Regions from separate parts of the Homo sapiens genome. Here all the other regions are linked to region 3. A link is a loop called in an ENCODE intact Hi-C map of the cell type or tissue named here. Cell type or tissue: endothelial cell of umbilical vein. All regions are shown on one strand. Region 1 has its middle 65 kb from the start of OR13A1. Region 2 has its middle 58 kb from the start of ZNF22. Region 3 has its middle 7.9 kb from the start of ZNF22. Region 4 has its middle 71 kb from the start of MIR3156-1.

Region 1 (4,000 bases), 240 kb after region 3:
AGCAAGACTGTCTCCAAAAAAAAAAAAAAAAGATAGCCCCAACTCAATACGGCCTTCCTTGTGTAAACTCTCCCAACATTCCCATCTCCTTTCCTGCTTGACTTTTCTCCACAGCAAGTATTACCTTCTTCTACATACTACATATTTAACTTTTTTTTTTTTTGGAGACAAGGTCTCACTCTGTTGTCCAGGCTGGAGTGCAGGGCTACAATCATAGTTCACTGCAGCCTTGAACTTCTGGGCTCAAGTGATCCTCCCACCTCAGCCTCCTAAGTACTGGGACTACAGGTGCATGCCACTATGCATAGCTAATAAAAAAAATTTTAGAGATGTGGTCTTGTTATGTTGCCCAGGCTAACTTGTTTATTTCATTGTCTTTCCCGCTGAAGAGAATACAAGTTCCATGAATGCACAGATTTCTGTTCTGCTCACTGCCATGTTCCCAGTTTTTAGGTGTCTGCACATGAGAGGCACTCAATAAATATCTAATAAATAAATAAACAAGTGCTTTGATTCCTCTCTTCCACAAGCCCTCCCAAAACTGTTCTCCCTGAGACTTCTTTACCTCAGTGTTTCAAGCCTACAACTTCAGTCATCTCTGATTCCTCTCTCTTCACTCCACATCCACTCCATTCTACCTTCAAAACATATCTCAGAGGGCTCCATCTCCAGGTGACCACCATTGTTCTTCACCTGTTCCCACTGAAACATCTTCTTAATAGAACTAATTCCGGAGCAGCCATAGTGTTCTCCACTGAATTGCCTGCATGTCTGCAAACTCCAATGAGATGCTGCTCCTGCTCTGACTAAAATGCTCCGGCAGATCCCTGTTGCACCTAAAGTAAAATTCCAGCTCCTTCTCACGGTCTGCAAGCCCCAGCTGCTCTGGCCTGTGCCTCCTTCCCAGGCCGCCCGCACCTCACTGCTGGTTGCACTTCCTTCATCCCAGGAGGACTCCTGCCCATGGCCCTGCTCCTGCAGCTCTTCCTGCCAGGAGACTTCTTTCCTCAGCTGAAGCTGAACCCGCACAGCTAAGGACTCCCTGTCATGGGCCCTCACCTCACATGTCACCTCCTCAGAGAAGCCCGTGCTATCGAATGTTGCCCTCCCCCAGCATCATCCTGTTTTATTTTCCTATTATAATCAAAACCGATCTTATTTATTGTTTATTTGCTTTGTCCGGTCTCTTTCCCAACAAGGATGTAAGTCCCACGGGTGGGGAGACGGAGACTCTGTCTGACTTCTTCACTGTGGTGTCGCCAGCACCCAGAACAATTCGCAGCCATGGCAGCCTTCTAGAAACATCCTTTGAAATAGTGGGTGCTTGGATTTCTCTCAAACACATAACTAGAAAACATTTGTTTTCTTCTGAGTAATCTTCATTATATTTCTTTTTCTTTTTCTTTTTTTTTTTTTTTTGAAACGGAGTCTCCCTCTTTCTCCAGGCCGGACTGCAGTGGCGCTATCTCGGCTCACTGCAAGCTCCGCCTCCCGGGTTCACGCCATTCTCCTGCCTCAGCCTCCCGAGAGTAGCTGGGACTGCAGGAGCCCGCCACCGCGCCCGGCTAATTTTTTTTGTATTTTTACTAGAGACGGGGTTTCACCGTGTTAGCCAGGATGGTCTCGATCTGCTGACCTCGTGATCCGCAGTGCCCCTTTTCTGTTTCTTTTTTTTTTTCTTTTTTCTTTTTCTTTCTTTTTTTTTTTTTTTTTTTTTTTTTTTTTTTTTTTTTTTTGAGACGGAGTTTCGCTCTTGTCACCCAGGCTGGAGTGCAATGGCGTGATATTGGCTCACTGCAACCTCTGCCTCTGGGATTACAGGCGTGAGCCACCGCGCCCCGCCCTATTGTATTTCTAAATGAGTATCTGTGTGTATCTAACTCCAAATATTAAATTCATAGCAGAGCTATGATGTGCTCAAGGCCACAGAACAGCCATGACCATGACCACTGACATTATCCTAAAGTGCTAGAATTATATAAGGCAGGAATGGCTAAAACCAGTAATTTCAAAAGAAAAAGAAATGCACCACTAGATGGCACTGTCTTTCCAACTTAAATATGATTTCAGTTAATTCAGAATCCGAAGAAGCTCGAGTTTTCTAATCTTCACCCCCTTGTTTCACGGAACAGCACATTTGCCAAGTTTTAGATCATGCACTTTTTCTGGTAAGCAAGTTAAAATTTCATGATAATCATTGCTGTCTTTATGATCACGTTTATATTAGCAAGCATTTTTTTTTTTTTGACATGGAGTCTCGCCCTGTTGCCCAAGCAACAGGCGTGATGCGATGGCGTGATCTTGCCTTAGCTCACTGCAACCTCCGCCTCCTGAGTTCAAATGATTCTCTAGCCTCAGCCTCCCAAGGGATTACAGGTGCCCGCCACCACACCAAGCAGCTCCCCCAGGCTTGCTGCCACCTTGCAGTTTGATCTCAGACTGCTGTGCTAGCAATCAGCGAGACCCCGTGGGCATTGGACCCTCTGAGCCATGTGTGGGATATAATCTCCTGGTGCGCCATTTTTTAAGCCCATCGGAAAAGTGCAGTATTAGGGTGGGAGTGACCCAATTTTCCAGGTGCCATCTGTCACCTCTTTCTTTGGCTAGGAAAGGGAACTCCCTGACCCCTTGCACTTCCTGAGTGAGGCAATGTCTTGCCTTTCTTCGGCTCGCACATGGTGCACTGCACCCACTATCCTGCGCCCACTGTCTGGCACTCCCTAGTGAGATGAACCCGGTACCTCAGATGGAAATGCAGAAATCACCCATCTTCTGCATTGCTCATGCTGGGAGCTGTAGACAGGAGCTGTTCCTGTTCAGCCATCTTGGCTGCAGCCCACTCTATGTCTTTTAATGGGAGAGTTTAGTCTATTTACTTTCAATGTAATTATAAGTAAGGACTTACTTCTGCAATTTTGTTATTTGTTTCTGGTTATTTTGTGGTCTTCTCTTTCTTCTTTCCTTCCTTCTTGTCTTGCTTTTAATGAAGATAATTTTCTCTGGTAGTAGATTTAACTTCTTGCCTTTCATTTTTTGTGTATCTGTTTTGTTTTTTATTTGAGTTTACCCTGAGGTTTGCAAATAATATAACCCATTATTTATGCTGATCACAACTTAACACTAATTACAGAAACAAACTAACAATGAAGCAAAAAGAGAACCAATACAAATGTTACACTTTATTTTGTGCCCCCAACTTTTTGAGGTGCTCCCACCTCAAGAACCCAGACAAAGAAGAGAAAAATAAATTCAAAGCAAGCAAAAACAAGAAAATAATAGTTATAAGAGCAGAAATCAATAAAATTAAAAACAGAAAAACAAAAGAGATAATCAATTAAAAAGAGCTGGTTCTTTGAAAAAATCAATAAATTTGAAAAACTCTATCAAGACTGCCAATGAAAAAAGAGAGAAGACTCAAATCATCAGTACCAGTAATGAAACAGGAGACATTAATAGAGACCCTACAAACATTAAAAAGATAATAAGGGAATGCTAAAAACACTACAGACATAAATTTGACAACTTTAAGGAGATGAACCAATACCACAACTCACTTAATATGAAATAAATTATTTGAATAATCCTATACCAAATAAGAAAATTGAATTCAAAATTTCAAAACTCCCAAAAAGAAATCTCCATATGTTTTAGGAAAAATTGGGTTGTGGCTGAGCATGGTGGCTCATGCCTGTAATCCCAGCACTTTGGAAAGCTGAGGCAGGCAGATCATGAGGTCAGGAGATCAAGACCATCCTGGCCCACATGGAGAAACCCTGTCTCTACTAAAAATACAAAAATTAGGTGGTGGGTACCTGTAATCTCAGCTACTTGGGAGGCTGAGGCAGGAGAATCACTTGAACCTAGAAGACAGAGGTTGCAGTGAGCCAAGATCACACCACTGCACTCTAGCCTGGTGACAAAGTGAGACTCCATCTCAAAAAAAAAAAAAAAAAAATTAGCACCTATTTTATGAAATATCTTACAAAGAAATAGAAGAGAC
Region 2 (4,000 bases), 50 kb after region 3:
AGGCAATGTCAAGCAAACACAAATTCAGGTTGACAGTCTGCAAAGTAACATCCATGTACTCTTCAACAATGGATTGATCCTAGCTCAGGAGGCTGAGGCGGGAGGATTGCTTGAGGCCAGGAGTTCCAGATCAGCCTGGGCAACATGATGAGATCCCATCTCTACAAACATCACTGACTACACTGTGCTCTGCCCAGGGATCAGACCTCGAGTGCTGTCCTTGGAGTACCCAGCACTGGCTGAATGCTCTTCTATGCCCGGTTCATGTAAGGCTGGGGAGCAATGACAATTTTAGTGAATCCACATGCTCTGACTACATTTCATTTCACCAATGAAAGTCATTTTCTAATATTAATTATGCTACTTGAAAGTTACTTGTTTCACTAATGAAAACCCATTTTTGACATTCAATATGTTCATTTGCAAAACATTAAAACAATTTTTTATAAATTTATCTATTGTTATTTTTTAAATTCTGGTTAAATATATGAAACATAAAATTTACCATCTTTTTGTTTTGTTTTGTTTTGTTTTGTTTGAGACAGAGTCTTATGCTGTTGTCCAGGCTGGAGTGCAGTGGTGCAATCTTGGCTCACTGCAGCCTCCACCTCCTGGGTTCAAGTGATTCTCGTGCCTCAGCCTCCCGAGTAGCTGGGACTACAGGCACACACCACCATGCCCAGCTAATTTTTGCATTTTTAGTAGAGATGTGGTTATGCCCTGTTGGCCAGGCTGGAAAATGTACCATCTTAATCATTGTAAGTATACAGTTTAATAGCATTGAATACATTCACATTGTTGTGCAACCATCACCACCATCTATCTTCAGAACTCTTTTCATCTTGCAAAATGGAAACTCTGTCCCTATTAAATAGTAACTGCCCATTCTCTCCTCCCCCGAACCCCTGGCAATCATCATTCTACTTTCTGTCTATAAAGTTGATGATTTTCACTACTTCATTAAGTGGAATCAGACAATACTTGGCCTTTTGTGATTGTCCCACTTTACTTGGCATAATGTCCTCAAGGTTCATCCCAAGAGGTGTGAGACGAGGCTTTTTCTAGCCCCCTTCTTCCTCCAGATCTAAATAATTTCATGCAGCTTTTAGATGGATTAGAAACATAATTTTACTATGGTAAACACAAAATAGTTTTAAGAGAAAAATGGACCTGATGTCTACCATCAAAAACAACAGCTTAACCAAAAACAATACCAGGATCAAAAGTCAGGGTTTAGGCTGTACCATCTTCATTGTCTGAATTAAAGAAATTCATTCACATTGTGGCACATATTATAATTTTCTACCTTTTTAATGCTGAATTCCTTCACATGTATATACCACCTTTTTTTATGCACTCATCCTTTGATGAACACTTGAGTTGCTCTATGTTTTGGCTAATTGTGAATAGAGCTGCTATGAACATGGATGTTTGAATATCTCTTTGTGACCCTGCTTTCAACTCATTTGGGGAAATGTCCAGAAGTGGAATGACTGGGTCACGTGGTAATTTAATTTTAATTTTTTGAGGAGCTGCCCTATTGACTTGCAAAATATGAATTTTTGATGGCAATAAGGATAACAGATGAACTTACATTTGTTGCCCCAGTGTATTAGTCTGTTTTCACACTGCTATACAGAACTACTTGAGACTGGGTAATTTATATGAAGAAAAGAGGTTTAATTGACTCATGGTTCTTCAGGCTTAACAGGAAGCATGACTAGGAGGCCTCAGGAAATTTACAATCATGTGGGAGGAATAGGGGAAGCAAGCACATCTTACTACTGCGGAGCAGGAAGTGAAGGGGAAAGTGCCACACAATTTCAAACAACCAGGTTTCAGGAGAACTCACTATCACAAGAAGAGCAAGAGGGAAATCAGCCCCCATGATCCAATCACCTCCCACCAGGCCCCTCCCCCAACACATGGGGTTACATTCAAGATGAGATTTCAGTGGGGACACAGAGCCAAGCTGTATCACCCAATGTGTGGCCCTTTCTGATTAAGTACTGCTGACCGCCTCTGGGCTGCGCATTCTAGAGAGCAGGTGAGAGATGATTATCCCTAGAATGCAAGCATAAACTCATTGCCCTTACATAACATCCCAGCCATTGTACTGAGCTATTACAGCTGTAACTCACAGCCAGATGATGCCCTGAATTCCCAGACAGATCAGGAAGCTCTTTAAGGATAGAGAACAAGTCTAGTATTTCTTTATTTTCCTTTGCTTTGTGATAGTTACTCATTTAAATGTGTCAGAGAGGTAAGAAAGAGATCTGACTCAGACCGAAAATCCAAATTCTGGTATTGTGTCTTTTCTTTCTCATACAGAGGATTCTTGCACAAGCTGACCATTTCCTTATCCTCGCAACAGCAGAAGTCTCCTACTGAATGAACTGACTGAAGGAGGATTTGTGTGGGATAATACAGCTGAAAGCTCCTGTTCATCTCCCATGTATGGGTATTATCATTTACTGGTTGGTGGTTTTCTGAGAGAGATGGGACTTCTTACTTTTATTTTATTTATTTATTTAAGTAGAGACAGGATCTCGCTGTGTTGCCCAGGCTAGAGTTCAGTGATGCCATTGTGGCTCATGGCAGCATTGAACTCCTGGGCTTGAGCTGTCCTCCCACCTTAGCCTCCTGAATAGCTGAGACTACAGAGCATGCCACCATGCCCAGCAAATTTTTCTACTTTTTGTAGAGATGGGGCCTCACTATGTTGCCCAGGCTGTTCTCAAACACCTGGCCTCAAGTGATCCTCTTGCCTTGGCCTCCCAAAGTGTTGAGATTATAGGCATGAGTCACCGCACCTGGCCAGGACCTCCTGGTTTCAGGATTTGCATCCAGCTGCAGCTGTCCGCCAAGCACCTGGGCTATTCCTCCATGTAGTGAAAAGTGGGGCACAAGCTCTTCATTGGTCATTTTGCTGCTGCAGAAGTCCTCACCCTGTTCTCTTTTAAGTCTCTCTTCTTTCTCAGGTCTGATCATGCAATTCGATTGGGGTAGGGGAGGGGAGGAGAGGGAAAGGAAGTAGGAGGTCAAGGAGGCAGGTGAAGTTTCCTTTCCTCTTTGAATTTTAAGATGGCCGATCAAACTGCCACCTCCACCTGCCTCTGTTGCTCGGCTTCATCTTACTCTCCAATTAATAATGGTTCTGCTGGGCACAGTGGCTCATGCCTATAATCCCAGCGCTTCAGGACACTGAGGCGGGAGGATCGCTTGGGGCCAGGAGTTTGAGACCAGTGTGGGCAACATAGTGAGATCTCATCTCTACAAAAAATTAAAAAAGAAAACAGCGGCTGGGCACGGTGGCTCATGCCTATAATGCCAGCACTTTGGGAGGCTGAGGCGGGTGGATCACGAGGTCAGGAGATTGAGACCATCCTGGCCAACATGGTGAAACCCCGTCTCTACTAAAAATACAAAAATTAGCTGGGTGTGGTGGCATGTGCCTGTAGTTCCAGCTACCCGGGAGGCTGAGGCAGGAGAATCGCTTGAGCTCGGGAGGCAGAGACTGCTGTGAGCCAAGATGGTGCCACTGCACTCCGGCCCGGTGACAGAGCGGGACTCCTTCTCAAAAAAAAAAAAAAAAGATAAAAGAAAGAAAGAAAAAATAGCCAGGCCTAGTGGCATAGCCTGTAGTCCCAGTTACTTGGGAGGCTGAGGTGCTTGGGAGGCTGAGGTGGGAGGATCGCTTACCGGGAAGTTCAAAGCTGCAGTGAGCCATTATGGCACCACTGCATTCCAGACTGGGCAATAGAATGAGACCCTGTCATTCTCTCTCTCTCTCTCTCTCACACACACACACACACACACACATACACACACACACACCTCCAACAAAATGATTGTAATCAGTACTTAAGCTTGTATTAGATCAAATGACAGAAACCTGAACATTTGGCCCTGCAGACTGCAGGCTCACACTGAGGTCTGCTTGCAGGGACTCTGGCTAGGATTTTCTGGAAAGAAAAAAATAAGCCATCTCATTTTTGTT
Region 3 (4,000 bases):
ACCCATGAGAGGATGCTGAGTGGGTGCCAGGAGGACTCACCTCCAAGAGCAAGAGCCTGGTCCCTGTTGCACATTGATTTCAAACAGACCAACCAGCTTGGACAATTGAACTTCCCAATTGCAGTCATGATGAACTGAAGACCAGAGGACCTTCCTCCAATTTCCTGGTCCACATGAAGCGCTAGATTGTAATGTAACCCTAGATATGTTGAGGGGACTCCAAAGTAGGATTTCTCACCACACTGGTAAAATAGGGGGACTGCCTATTTTAGTCTCATTTAGGGATAAGTATAATGGCTGTTTCCTAAATTCAGAGTTCTGTAGTAAACTGATAACTAAGAGATTCTTTTCTGTCATTTTTCAAATAAAGCATTGTGACATCTGGTGAAAGAATTACTTTTTTCTTGTTTTATTGTTCAGAAGAGGTGCAAATTAATCCAGAACAGTTTGAAATGGATAAATTTTACTGCTGAGTGATGGAAAGAGACAAAAATGACAGAAACATAATTCATAGCTGCATTCCTTACAGTAAATCCAAGCACAAATAGCTCTATTGCTTAGAATCATTGCATTTAAATATAGAAAGAACAAATCTTTCATAGTCTTTTTATGGATGATAATTTTTTTCCTTTGATCCACATGGTTGGTAATGTATCAGAATAGATTGAGCAACTTAGTCCTACTAAGTAATGGCATTTTATAATTCTGGTGTTATAATATCTGACAGTATTTTATTTAGAACTTTTACGTCAATATACATCAACTGACATAGTTGTAAGTTTCTTTGTATGTTATCTTTGTCATAAATGTCGATTACGTCGTAGAGCATTTCAGGAACTGTGCCAAGTTCATAACACCAGGTTACTAATGTGTTATGCTACCTCCCAATTTGTCAAGAGACATCTCAGGCACAGATTTTTTGAATTCAGGAATTCAGGATGGGTATGCCAATTTAAATGAAGCTTCTGAGATGAGTAACCTTAAATCCCAGAGAGAACCTGGTTATATCTCTATGTTCAGGGCAATCTAAATGGGTCCCCTAGGATACAAGAAGCCTCTCTATTCAGTGGGATTAAAAGGCTAAATATCAGAATTTAAGCAGGTGAGTCAAAGAGGGGACAATATGATGATTCAGGGGCAAACAGTCATGAAGAGAAGTTCAGGTTCAGTGAGAAAACTGAGTCCATTCTGTGTATTCCACATAGTTTAATATAGCTAGTTAGACTTTCTGTTATGTCCATGTTTCTTCTTTGCCTGATAAGTTCACCACTTCAGTTTAACCCAGCATCTGTATTCCATTTTCTCTATTAGAATAATTGGTCTGGTTTCTCTTTTTGTGGCTAGACTTTGGCTGAAAGGACAATAATAAGAGAAATAAAACTACAAGGAGCTACTATTTCTTATGTATCAAAAGTGTAAAACCTACTCTGTTGGTAAGGCTGTGGAGAACCAGCCAAACTAAGGCTGATGGTGGGATACAAAATGTTACAACCCATACTGAGGAGGGATTTGGCAATATCTAGCAGAAGTATATATGCATTTACTCTCTGATCCAGAAATTATATTTCCAGAGTTTGTTTCCAAAGATACAGTACCAACAATATGAAACAACGTATACACATGGCTGCACATTTTTATAGAAAAAACTCATTTCCCACTAAGGCATCTGGCTCCAATGTAGTGTCATGTATTTGTTCAATAATAGGCTTTTTATGATGCTCTCATGACCTTTGCTTGTGCTGTAGTACCATACGTCATTTTCAGAAGTCAGCTTGCGTCGCTTTGTGCAGGACCCAGAGTGTAGTTTAGTAAGTGCTCTTGAGGAGATTAAGTGTCACTGCTGATGCAAACCAGCAAATTAAATTCCCAGGCTCAGTTGGAAATACTTCAGTCCAGTGAGGGCGCTGCATAAGTAGAGGAAATAGCCACATCAAAACTTCATTGTTAGAAGACACTTTTTCTATTTGACGTTACACAAAACTGTCACTAGATGGCAGCAAAGGAGAGATCATGGAAAACAGCGTGTCCTGTAGTTTCTCCACATTCAACTTGCACAGGTTGAGTGTCCCTTATCTGAAATGCTGGAGACCGGATGTGTGTCAGAATTCAGATTTTTAATTATTTTTTGGAATATTTGTATGTACATGATGAGGTATCTTGGGGATGGGACTCAAGTCTAAACATGAAGTTCATGTGTTTATTATATCCCTTGTATACATAGCCTGAAGGTAATATTTTTAATAATTCTGCACATGAAACAAAGTTTTGACTGTGACCTATCACATGAGGTCAGGTGAGGAATTTTCCACTTGTGGCGTCACATTGACATTCAAAAAGTTGGGTTTTTTTTTAATTTTATTTATTATTATTATACTTTAAGTTTTAGGGTACATGTGCACAATGTGCAGGTTAGTTACATATGTATACGTGTGCCATGCTGGTGCGCTGCACCCACTAACTCGTCATCTAGCATTAGGTATATCTCCCAATGCTATCCCTCCCCCTTCCCCCACCCCACAACAGTCCCCAGAGTGTGATGTTCCCCTTCCTGTGTCCATGTGTTCTCATTGTTTAATTCCCACCTATGAGTGAGAATATGCAGTGTTTGGTTTTTTGTTCTTGCGATAGTTTACTGAGAATGATGATTTCCAATTTCATCCATGTCTCTACAAAGGACATGAACTCATCATTTTTTATGGCTGCATAGTATTCCATGGTGTATATGTGCCACATTTTCTTAATCCAGTCTATCATTGTTGGACATTTGGGTTGGTTCCAAGTCTTTGCTATTATGAATAATGCCGCAGTAAACATACGTGTGCATGTGTCTTTATAGCAGCATGATTTATAGTCCTTTGGGTATATACCCAGTAATGGGATGGCTGGGTCAAATGGTATTTCTAGTTCTAGATCCCTGAGGAATCGCCACACTGACTTCCACAATGGTTGAACTAGTTTATAGTCCCACCAACAGTGTAAAAGAGTTCCTATTTCTCCATATCCTCTCCAGCACCTGTTGTTTCCTGACTTTTTAATGATTGCCATTCTAACTGGTGTGAGATGGTATCTCATTGTGGTTTTGATTTGCATTTCTCTGATGGCCAGTGATGGTGAGCATTTTTTCATGTGTTTTTTGGCTGCATAAATGTCTTCTTTTGAGAAGTGTCTGTTCATGTCCTTTGCCCACTTTTTGATGGGGTTGTTTGTTTTTTTCTTGTAAATTTGTTTGAGTTCATTGTAGATTCTGGATATTAGCCCTCTGTCAGATGAGTAGGTTGCAAAAATTTTCTCCCATTTTGTAGGTTGCCTGTTCACTCTGATGGTAGTTTCTTTTGCTGTGCAGAAGCTCTTTAGTTTAATTAGATCCCATTTGTCAATTTTGGCTTTTGTTGCCATTGCTTTTGGTGTTTTAGACATGAAGTCCTTGCCCATGCCTATGTCCTGAATGGTAATGCCTAGGTTTTCTTCTAGGGTTTTTATGGTTTTAGGTCTAACGTTTAAGTCTTTAATCCATCTTGAATTGATTTTTGTATAAGGTGTAAGGAAGGGATCCAGTTTCAGCTTTCTACATATGGCTAGCCAGTTTTCCCAGCACCATTTATTAAATAGGGAATCCTTTCCCCATTGCTGGTTTTTCTCAGGTTTGTCAAAGATCAGATAGTTGTAGATATGCAGCGTTATTTCTGAGGGCTCTGTTCTGTTCCATTGATCTATATCTCTGTTTTGGTACCAGTACCATGCTGTTTTGGTTACTGTAGCCTTGTAGTATAGTTTGAAGTCAGCTAGTGTGATGCCTCCAGCTTTGTTCTTTTGGCTTAGGATTGACTTGGCGATGCAGGCTCTTTTTTGGTTCCATATGAACTTTAAAGTAGTTTTTTCCAATTCTGTGAAGAAAGTCATTGGTAGCTTGATGGGGATGGCATTGAATCTATAAATTACCTTGGGCAGTATGGCCATTTTCATGATATTGATTCTTCCTACCCATGAGCATGGAATGTTC
Region 4 (4,000 bases), 230 kb after region 3:
CTAGTATGGACAGTCAACAGAAGTTTTAGAATCTCCTTTGATTCTCCTTGTTTTTCCCATTATTCTTTCATTTGCTTGATGTTCATATTCTGTAGTTGCAAGGGATAGAGGATTTCCCTGTGAACAATGGTATTTACCATAACACAAAATATCTCCCAAATCAGGGGATGGTTTGTATTTATATTAGCAAAATAAGGAGCCACCTCTGTATGTAAATTGTATGTATATAAATGTAAGTTTACATTTTACATACATATTTACATGCATATTTACATACATACAAAAGTTGAATTGTATACTTAAGGAGTATATATAAAAAAGTATATGACTTTTGTATGTGAATATGCATGTAAATATGTATGTATGTAAAATGTAAAAGTTGTATGTATGTAAATATTAGCAAAATATTACAACTTACAAAAAGTTACATACTTACAAAAAGTTGTAAGTATGTAAATATTAGCAAAATAAGAGCTACCTCTCTATGTAAATTGACTATTTTATACTTATGTTTTACTTTTTTAAATTTATGTTTAACATTTATAAAGTGTTAAATCAGTGGTACCTTTAAGGAAAAAAACAATTACACATGAAATTATATCTACATTTATAAAAGAAAATGTAAAACTGGGAAAATACTGTAAACACCAACAGTTTAAAAATTGATGTATCTCGCTATATATTACAGCTTAACGCGGCACTGGATTAAATGGCAATCACTTCTCTCAGTGACTCAGTTTTCTTTTATCTGCAAAGTCCAGGATATACTTGTTCTTTCCACCTTACGGGATTGTCACTGTGGGGATCAAATGGGGTTATATGTTTGCAAGCCACTGAAAACCATGCCCACAAAAAAAAAAAAACCTGTCAATATAAAGTCATGATATTGTTAAAATTGTCTCTTTTCCTCCCTTTTGAAATGTTTGTAAATTTCAATTCAATGTCTAAGAGCTGGTTAGCTTCTAAATCTGATGTGTGGCACATTTACTGGGGTCTCTGTCTGTGGGCCTTCTGTGCAACCCCGTAATACAGTATCTGCTGGTCCTGCGATCACCATTTCTCACCAAGTAATGTAACTCCGTGTATAAAGATATCACTAACAAAAAGTTTATTAAGTGTTGTCTGTAGTTGCAAAAAGTTCAAGAGACCTAAATGTCCACTTAGAGGGGCTTCGTTAAATAAATTAGGCTGCACTTATGCAATGGAATACTCTCCAAAAACTAAATACGATGCACCAGTGTTTTTATTAAGATAAGATATTAATGATGTATTGGTAAGTGGAAAAAACACAACATCAAACAGTAAAAAATATGCATGTAAAATATATGCAAAGATATTCAAAGAAAGGTGTTAAGAATATATGAGAATGCTAGGGTGTTAGAAAAATTAGTCTATTTTCTGATACTTCTGAAAATAGCATTTATCAATTTTATAAATAATATATTTTAAAAAACCATCTAGATTTCCAGCTGATATAATTCTCTGTCTAGTTTGATTACAAAGCCTAAGTGATTAAAGAGCAGAAAAATTAGAAACAGATACCCACTTGCCAGCAGCCACTTTTCCCTTACTTACTCTCTTGTTTTTTGAGACAGAGTCTGGCTCTGTCGCCCAGGCTGGAGTGCAGTGGCGCAATCTCGGGTCACTGCAACCTCCACCTTCTGGGCTCAAGCGATTCTCCTGCCTCAGCCTACTGAGTAGCTGGGATTATAGGCGTGTGCCACTATGCTGGCTAATTTTTGTATTTTTAGTAGAGATGGGGTTTCCCTATGTTGGCCAGGCTGATCTTAAACTCCTGACCTCAAGTGATCCAACTGCCTGGGCCTCCCAAAGTGTTGGGATTACAGGTGTGAGCCCATACTCTCTTTAAGTATCTACTTGCACATAAAATGAGAGGACCGTAAGCACAGATGCCTGCAATATTGAATCAACATCAGATTCTGAGTTGTTGTTTGTAAAGCCCTGATATGAGCTTTACAAAAACAAACTATCAGTCACCATTTCTTCAAAGAATTCCTGCAATTTTCAGCAAGAAGTAGATAAAATAGAGCCAGGTGTCCAAATGTTCTATAGTTTTATTTATGCAGAAATAAACATGGGTATTCAACCCTAGGCGGTGCACTGACGTCACAGAGGGAGCTTTTAAAAAACAGCATGCTGTGGCTCCTCCCCGGGAAATCCTGATTCAATAGGTTTCAGTGGGAACTGGAAGTCTAATGTAAGTAACTCCACAGGTGATTCTGAAGCAGAGCTGATTTTGGTAACTATTAATAGTAATTTAATGCAATGCCCACCAGATGGCACTCATGCTCCGAGAATAGAAAGGCAAGTCGGAAAACTGCTCAATTTGTTAAAGGCTGTGCTTTGTACTCTGCATGTGTCTGCCTTTAAAAGCCTACACCAGGCCGGGCGCAGTGGCTCACGCCTGTAATCCCAGCACTTTGGGAAGCCAAGGTGGGCGGATCACCTGAGGTCAGGAGTTCAAGACCAGCCTGGGCAACATGGCGAAATCCCGTCTCTACTAAAAGTACAAAAATTAGCCGGGCGTGGTGGCAGGCCCCTGTAATCCCAGCTACTCACGAGGCTGAGGCAGGAGAATTGCTTGAACCTGGGAGGCGGAGGTTGCAGTGAGCTGAGGTTGTGCCCCTGCACTCCAGCCTGGGTGACAAGAGCGAGACTCTGTCTCAAAAAAAAAAAAAAAAGTCTACATTAAGTGACTCATTGTCTAAACATAACAAATGGGAATATAAAATGTTTGTTCTACTCACGCCTCTGCAGTATGGTCCATAGGATGGAGAGCTGACGTTGGGCCCATCGTAGAGTGTGAGATAGTTCTGGACACAGTCTCCTGGATCGTCAATGCTGATGAAGTAAAAGTTGACAGTGAGAAGCCTTCCAGCAGGAGCTACCAGTGCCCACTCGCAGTTCGTGTTGTTTGGATAGGTGCCTGGATAGCCAGGGCTGGTGAATGAGCCTCTGTCTCCATAAAGAGTTCCACCACATCCTGCAAGGAAAACAGGACAGGAAGTTTGATTCAACAATGTATAAGCCATCCAGTCTGGCTTGTTAGGCAATAAGACTTCATTTTCTTAAGGTGCTGAGACTCTGCAAGAATAATAGAGGCAGAAACCGCTTTTCCTGTTCCTCTTCTTTGGGCTACACCCTTTCTCCTCACTTCCCCTCTCTTCCCATCGCCACCACCACCTCTTCCATCCTCAACACACATGCCTTTGCCTGCATATCACGATCCAAGGACAACTTCCTCCAGGACTGTACTTTGAAAATCGGGGGTTGACAGCAGAATGGAAAACAATCAAACAAACAAAAACAAAACAAAACAAACAAACAAAAACTTAATAAAGTAACTGTGGGAGAAAATCAAGTTGTTGCCTCTGTGCTTTCGATGGTGCGGAGATCTTTGCTTACCCTGAGTTGATGCCAATGATGTGAGTGAAGTAAAATTAGAAGGAAAATTCAGCACTAAACCAAGAGGAAGTGTGTGATTGTAGGTGGTGGCAGGAATGACTTCATTATAAAAGTAACTTTACCACCCTAATAACTGACATACTTAAGGTCGAATACTTCAAGTTTTGGTGTTAATTTGTTCAATTTGTTAATCTGTATATGAAGGCTGTCATGATTTAGACTACATATAGACTACATATCTGTGGAGATCCAGATCGCCTCCAGGACAGGAAGAAGCTGGCTGTCATAGTTACGGAGCACCTGGCTGGGCCTTTGACCACCGAGGTCTAGTCCCATCTCCACCTCAGTCTAGCAGAGCATTTTGGGCAACTCATTAATCTTGGTGGGTTTTTTTGAGATAGAATCTTGCTCTGTCACGCAGGCTGGAGTGCTGTGGTGTGATCTCAGGTCACTACGGCCTCCATCTCCCAGGTTCAAGTGATTCTCCAGTCTCAGCCTCCCAAGTAGCTGGGATTATAGGCATGCACTACCATGTCCAGTTAATTTTTGTATTTTTAGTGGAGACAGGGTTTCA

What was found. Peaks named below come from ENCODE experiments on the same cell type or tissue, not always from the same donor. Only the 100,000 strongest peaks of a DNase experiment are listed, where the experiment ranks them.
Region 1: a loop joins it to region 3, with 9 times the contacts of the local background. A loop is called at or near these places in 8 of 110 quality-filtered maps.
Region 2: it touches region 3 in a loop (4-fold over the local background); 2 of 110 quality-filtered maps call a loop at or near these places.
Region 4: a loop joins it to region 3, with 12 times the contacts of the local background. A loop is called at or near these places in 34 of 110 quality-filtered maps.

The regions. Positions count from the first base shown.
Region 1 is chr10:45,248,214-45,252,213 of GRCh38, forward strand. No RefSeq gene overlaps it. Among named protein-coding and RNA genes, the nearest start is that of OR13A1, 65 kb to the right of the region's middle. In endothelial cell of umbilical vein, a CTCF peak has its summit at 2,036 (motif pointing right); a DNase peak (open chromatin) is centred at 1,958; H3K4me3 peaks cover 400 bases; H3K27ac peaks cover 236 bases.
Region 2 is chr10:45,057,056-45,061,055 of GRCh38, forward strand. No RefSeq gene overlaps it. Among named protein-coding and RNA genes, the nearest start is that of ZNF22, 58 kb to the left of the region's middle. In endothelial cell of umbilical vein, no CTCF peak of the experiment used is centred here; a DNase peak (open chromatin) is centred at 1,756; H3K27ac peaks cover 1,360 bases.
Region 3 is chr10:45,006,820-45,010,819 of GRCh38, forward strand. No RefSeq gene overlaps it. Among named protein-coding and RNA genes, the nearest start is that of ZNF22, 7.9 kb to the left of the region's middle. In endothelial cell of umbilical vein, a CTCF peak has its summit at 1,963 (motif pointing right); a DNase peak (open chromatin) is centred at 1,952.
Region 4 is chr10:45,233,086-45,237,085 of GRCh38, forward strand. It overlaps the pseudogene CUBNP2. Among named protein-coding and RNA genes, the nearest start is that of MIR3156-1, 71 kb to the left of the region's middle. In endothelial cell of umbilical vein, a CTCF peak has its summit at 2,287 (motif pointing right); DNase peaks (open chromatin) are centred at 2,306 and 2,876; H3K27ac peaks cover 1,512 bases.